2 separate regions of the Homo sapiens genome follow, and region 1 is linked to region 2. Evidence: chromatin contacts called from ENCODE Hi-C or POLR2A ChIA-PET data. All regions are on one chromosome and are shown on one strand. Each heading gives the region's core, a stretch centred on a gene start or an enhancer-like site at or near the end of the contact. The rest is flanking DNA. Distances are from core to core; before and after follow the strand shown.

The links. Hi-C counts contacts between places; a loop is a spot of excess contacts on that map. ChIA-PET counts read pairs that join two places held with the same protein, here RNA polymerase II (POLR2A). Pooled maps may share reads with other maps.
Region 1: a loop to region 2 is called in a map of B cell, with 2.8 times the contacts of the local background. The contact joins the promoter of PDE9A-AS1 here to the enhancer-like site in region 2. A Hi-C loop is called at or near these places in 13 of 168 maps with a recorded cell type or tissue (A673, B cell, CD4-positive, alpha-beta memory T cell and 9 more), 1 of 37 single-sample maps with no recorded cell type and 14 of 50 pooled maps. POLR2A ChIA-PET finds 5 or more read pairs at or near these places in 3 of 52 experiments (Caco-2, HepG2 and activated T-cell).

The regions. Positions count from the first base shown.
Region 1 is chr21:42,740,386-42,743,085 of GRCh38, forward strand. It overlaps PDE9A-AS1 (PDE9A antisense RNA 1), which reads right to left and starts at 1,372. Exons shown (of 2, transcript NR_183525.1): 1 at 709-1,372. The region is part of intron 7 of PDE9A (phosphodiesterase 9A); the gene reads left to right.
Region 2 is chr21:42,811,457-42,814,156 of GRCh38, forward strand. No RefSeq gene overlaps it. Among named protein-coding and RNA genes, the nearest start is that of LINC01668, 33 kb to the left of the region's middle. Within about 2 kb of position 1,280, at least 3 of the 41 ENCODE cell types and tissues checked have a DNase peak (open chromatin) inside an H3K27ac peak, as active enhancers do.

The DNA.
Region 1 (2,700 bases), core at 122-2,621, 71 kb before region 2:
GTGAGCTGTGATTGTTCCACTGCACTCCAGCCTGGGTGACAGGGCAAGCCCCTGTCTCAAAAAAAAAAAAAGAAAAGAAAAGAAAGATAGGTAGATACATAGAATGGGTGGATAGAGAGATAGAACGGATAGAAAAATAGGATGGATAAATAGAACATAGGTAGATACATAAATATGATGAATGCATAGATGGATGGGTGGATGGATGGATGGATGGATGGATGGATGGATGGATGGATGAATGGATACATAGATGAATGGATGGATAGATAGTATATAAATGGATGGATGGATAGATACACAGTAGGTAGGTAGGTAGTAGATAGATAGATAGATAGATAGATAGATAGATAGATAGATAGATAAACAGGATAGATAGATAGATAGATAGATAGATAGATAGATAGATAGATAAACAGGATGAATATTTAGAAGGCTGGGAGTGGGCAGAAAGCCTGGAAGGACACACATTAATACAAATAATATTAACTGAGTTGTTTTCTGGGCCCATAGGATCCTAGACAAGTTTTTAAATATTATTCTTTGAAGTGCTATTTCCTACACTTCCTACAATGATAATAGGATATTTTATATTCAGAAAAATGACATTTAAGACATAGTCAATGGTCCATGGACCTTGGACAGAGGGCCCAGCTGCCCTGTTTGCAGTCTACACCGCATGCCCAACCCTTCCCCAGATCTACTCACTTTCAGAATGTGCTGCCTTCCACGTGTGAACCAGACTGAGCTCCTTTCTGCCACTGATGTTGAATTGTCCATTTGCTCACGTCAGTGTCCACGTGGCAAATCCACAGGGCATGGGTGGGATCCTGCAGTCTAGACAAAGCCAAGGAGCACCGCTGGAGGCCACGTTGGGCTTCCCAATCCACATGCAAACCCAAAATGTGTTCTTGGGTACCTTTTCTGAGAAGACAGCCTGTGGCATGCATCAGCTTCCTTGAGGGGCCCATGATGCTGGAGAAAACGGAGACCCGGCTCCAAAGGAGAATGTGGACTCTTAGTGGTTGGACAAAGACGTCCCGACCTCAGACCTCAGGTACCCTGTGTTTCCCCAGCGGCAGCTCATCTGGACTCGGCCATCACGACAGCGACCACACTGGCTCCAGCCACATGCACTTCCGGACCCCATGTCCTCTAGCTGTTGGGTAGAAGAGGGGTGGAGAAGGTTTCTGTAGCACAGAAACACATCAGCAGGACCAGATCCAAATATTGCACTCTCCAGATTCTTCGTCCTTCTGGCAGAAAGAAGCAGTGTCCCGGGAACATGCCCCTACTTGACCCCTGACCCTGGAAACGCCTCGAAACCCACCCGGGAGGCTGATTCCAGCTAGTCTGCCCTGGGCCACTGTACTGGGAGAGTTTCTTTCCGGAGCTGCAGTACTTCCTTTGGGGTGGGAAGGAGTTGTTACAAACTAGCCAAAGGCTCTGAGTTGCTTGGTTTTTCCTTTAGAAAACATTTGCTTTTTATTTTTAGCAGTTATTCAGAGCCAAACTTCATGAAAAGGGGAATAGAGTGGTATCGTGGGAGTATCCTTTTGCATAAAAACTAAGGTGTGATTACAAAGTAACAAAGCTAATCTTTTTTATTTCAATTGGTTTATGAACCAACTCTAATTGAAAAGCCGTGCAAAGCTGCTTGCTTCATGGCAGCTTTTCTGGGGTAAACGTGCAGTCAGCCAAGGGTAAATATCTTGAAGTTTAACGCTCGCTCGGAGGCATAAGCTCCAGTTTGTTTTTGGTTGAAAAATAGTATCCTAACTGTTGAGGTACACCTTTGCAGTGGGACTCTGTAACTGCCCAAGGGGTTCACCCTGCCTGCTACCTAAACAGAGCTCATTCATCAAGACAGGGGAACTGCAATGGAGAAAGAGCCATTCACCCAGTGCCGGCTGTGCGGGAGACCAGAGTTTTATTATTCCTCAAATCAGTCTCCCCGAGCATTCGGGGCGCAGAGTTTTTAAGGATAACTTAGTGGGTGGTGGGAAGCCAGTGAGCCAGGAATGCTGATTGATTGGTCAGGGAGGAAATCATAGGGAGTTGAAGCTGTCTGCTTTTTTTTTTTTTTTTTTTTTTTTTTGAGACAGAGTCTCACTCTGTCCCCCAGGCCAGAGTACAGTGGCGTGATCTCGGCTCACTGCAACCTCCGCCTCCCGGGTTCAAGCTATTCTCCTGCCTCAGCCTCCCGAGTAGCTGGGACTACAGGCACTGGCACACCATGCCCGGCTAATTTTTGTATTTTTAGTAGAGACAGGGTTTCACTATATTGGCCAGGCTGGTCTTGAACTCCTGACCTCGTGATCTGCCCACCTCAGCCTCCCAAAGTGCTGGGATTACAGGCGTGAGCCACTGTGCCTGGCTGCAGCTGTCTTCTTGCACTGAGTCAGTTCCTGACTGGGGCCAGAAGACCAGACGAGCCAGTTTATCTATCTGGGTGGTGCCAGCTGATCCATCAACTGCAGGGTCTCCAAAATATCTCAAGCGCTGATCTTAGGAGCAATTTAGGGAGGGTCAGAATCTCGTAGTCTCCAGCTGCGTGACTCTTAAACTGTAATTTCTAATCCTGTGGCTGTTAGTCTCGTCCCCAGGCAAGAAGCAGGTCTGCTTTGGGAAAGGGCTGTTACAGTCTTTGTCTAAACTATAAACTACAAATGAAGTTTCTCCCAAAGTTAGTTCAGCCAA
Region 2 (2,700 bases), core at 30-2,529:
GTCTCACTGTGTTGCCCAGGCTGGTCTTGAACTCCTGGGCTCAAGCGATCCACCCTCCTCAGCTTTCCAAAGTGCTGGGACTACAGGTGTGAGCCACCGCACCTGGCCATTGTTTTATTCTAGATCAGATGATGCCCACCTCCAGGACTGCCTCTGTACTGACCACACTCCCTCTTGGTATGGTCATCCATGGGTCAGGTGTTTGGTCTTGCATAAAAATGTGTCTATGTGTGGTAAAATATATACTGTATAACATAAATTTTATGATTTTAACTATTTTTAGTTTTAGGGACAAACTACCCCAAAAAGCCTCTTGGTACTGCCAACATTCCCCCCAGACCCCTCCGTGCTGCCCACCCCTCCCTGAAAGCTTTTTACATTTTTAAGCCCTTATCTAGGCACCGTGGTGAAGCCAGCAGACTTTACCTATCAGGCCTTGCTACGATAAACAAACCCCAATTACAAACCATCCGTACCCCACAGTGGGAGGTCCTGGGAAGCATAAACAAACTTTACCTACACCCTCCTGTAAGTTCCTTCATCTAGCTGCTACCATAAACGTCATAAGGTGATATATGGCAAAGTTAACCAACAAACGACCCCAGGGTCTCTATCCCCCATATAAACCCCTCATTTTGCAAGCTCAGGGCTGCCTCCTCTGTCTGTAATGGAGCAGCCGGCAGGTTAATCAAGGCTTGACTGAACTTGGGTCTCTCTGGCTTGTCCTTTCTCTCAGCTGACCCTACATTCAGGTGTATAGTCGTCAATAGAGAAAAATGACGAGACAAATCTCATTTTAGGAAATTTATTTGCCAAAGTTAAGGGCACACGCCTGTGACACAGCCTCAGGAAGTCCTGATGACATGTGCCCAAGGTGGTCAGGGCACAGCTTGGTTTTATACATTTTAGGGAGACGTAAGACATTAATCAATATGTGTAAGAAGTACACTGGTTCCATCCAGAAAGGCAAAGGCTTCTGTAAAAAGTAAAAGTAGAGGTTCCTCTTCAAAGACTTTCCTCCCCATGTAACTAGGAATAAATAGTAACTTCTCTTAGAAGCAAAATTTATTCAAAGACCTATGCTCCTAAATATTTGCCCTGGCATGCTTATACTGGTCCAAGCAAGCATTAGGTCATAGCCTGTTCCTCTTCCTTATTTAAAAGTTTTTTTTACCTTTCTCAGCATTCCACAAGTTACTTCCTCCTTCCTTTGTTCTCCTCTGCCTTTGCCTCTTTAAAAAAGTTCTAAGGTGCTAGCCAGTCGGGACAAATACAGAATGTGAGGTCCTGTTCCAGCCAATGGAAACCAGACACAACAGTAGGGTGGATGCGTCAGGTTATAAATGACCCTGTCTCCTTTGTTCGGTGTACTCTCATGGCAAAACTGCTGGTGAGTGTACCTTTTCTACAGGAAGTAAAAATGGCCTTACTAAATAAATTAAATTATGTCCAAGTGCTATTTCTTTATGGCACCGGGAGCAAGCATTTAAAAGACTTCCATGTCACAGGTAGGTGAGAGACAAATGGTTGCATTATTTTGAGTTTCTGATAAGCCTTTCCAAAGGAGACAATCAGATATGCATCTATCTCAGTGAGCAGAGGGGTGACTTTGAATACAATGAAAGGTAGGTTTGCACTGAGCAGTTTCCAGCTTGAATTTTCCTTCTAGTTTTTAGGGATTTTAGGGGCCCAAGATATTTTCCTTTCACATTTCCCCCCTTTTCGTCTTTAAAATCTTTTGGAGAAAGCAGTTTAGAAGAAAATGGATCTCTGATCTTAGGTTTTATGTGATTTCTTATGGCTAGGACAGTTTATTCCTAGATGGGCAGGTCCCAAAAGCTCCTTTTCAGCATGTTATGAAGTCTCATGTCCTGTGAAGAGAAAATAGGGGGAGGAAGGGAGAAAAACAACAACAAACAAAAGAACAATCCTGAAAAATTCATATAGGCCACATTACTCTGAAGTCTATACATCAGTAGGCAGGTATGAAAGTGGCTTATGTATGTAAATATGTTGCTGTTACTTTCTTCTGAAGTTTAAGTTATCTGGTTTCAGTTCACAGGGCTTTAAGAAAAAACAGCTTAGTTTTCAGTGATTCCAAATTAGAAAAAAAATTGAAAAAAAGAAGGAAAACAATTTAAAAACATTATTTTCTGTAATGAGTATACCAAATTGTTAAAAGTATACTAAATTGTTAAAAGCTGTCAATAGTTTAAAAGAAAAGTCTTAAGACTCTGAAAAACAAAACAAAGGATCAGCAAACATTTTAAGCAAAAAGTCAAAAAGATTAGTTCAGTCCATACAGGTAATTCCTGTTCTGCTTGATACTCATGAACATTTTAGCTCTCTATGAGTCCTGAAAGCTTTTCCTCTATTCTGATGTCACAATCTCCAAAGTTATCAGAAACCTGCATTGAAGAGCACCTGTTAGAGTTTTATAGCTGATTATAAAACCATCATTTTAATAGGACCAAAATAAGACAATTGTTCATGAATGACAAAAAATTTTAGGACAGCCATAGTCAAAGACACAATTGACAAGGAAACTTGTTACCTCTATGGCACACAATAATTTTAACATAACAATTATGATTATTTCTGATAATGTACACTAAGTTATATCAGAATTATAGGAGTTTCCCAAAATTTTGGAATACATACCAATAACGTATTTATACAAATACAGCCCAAAGAAAACCC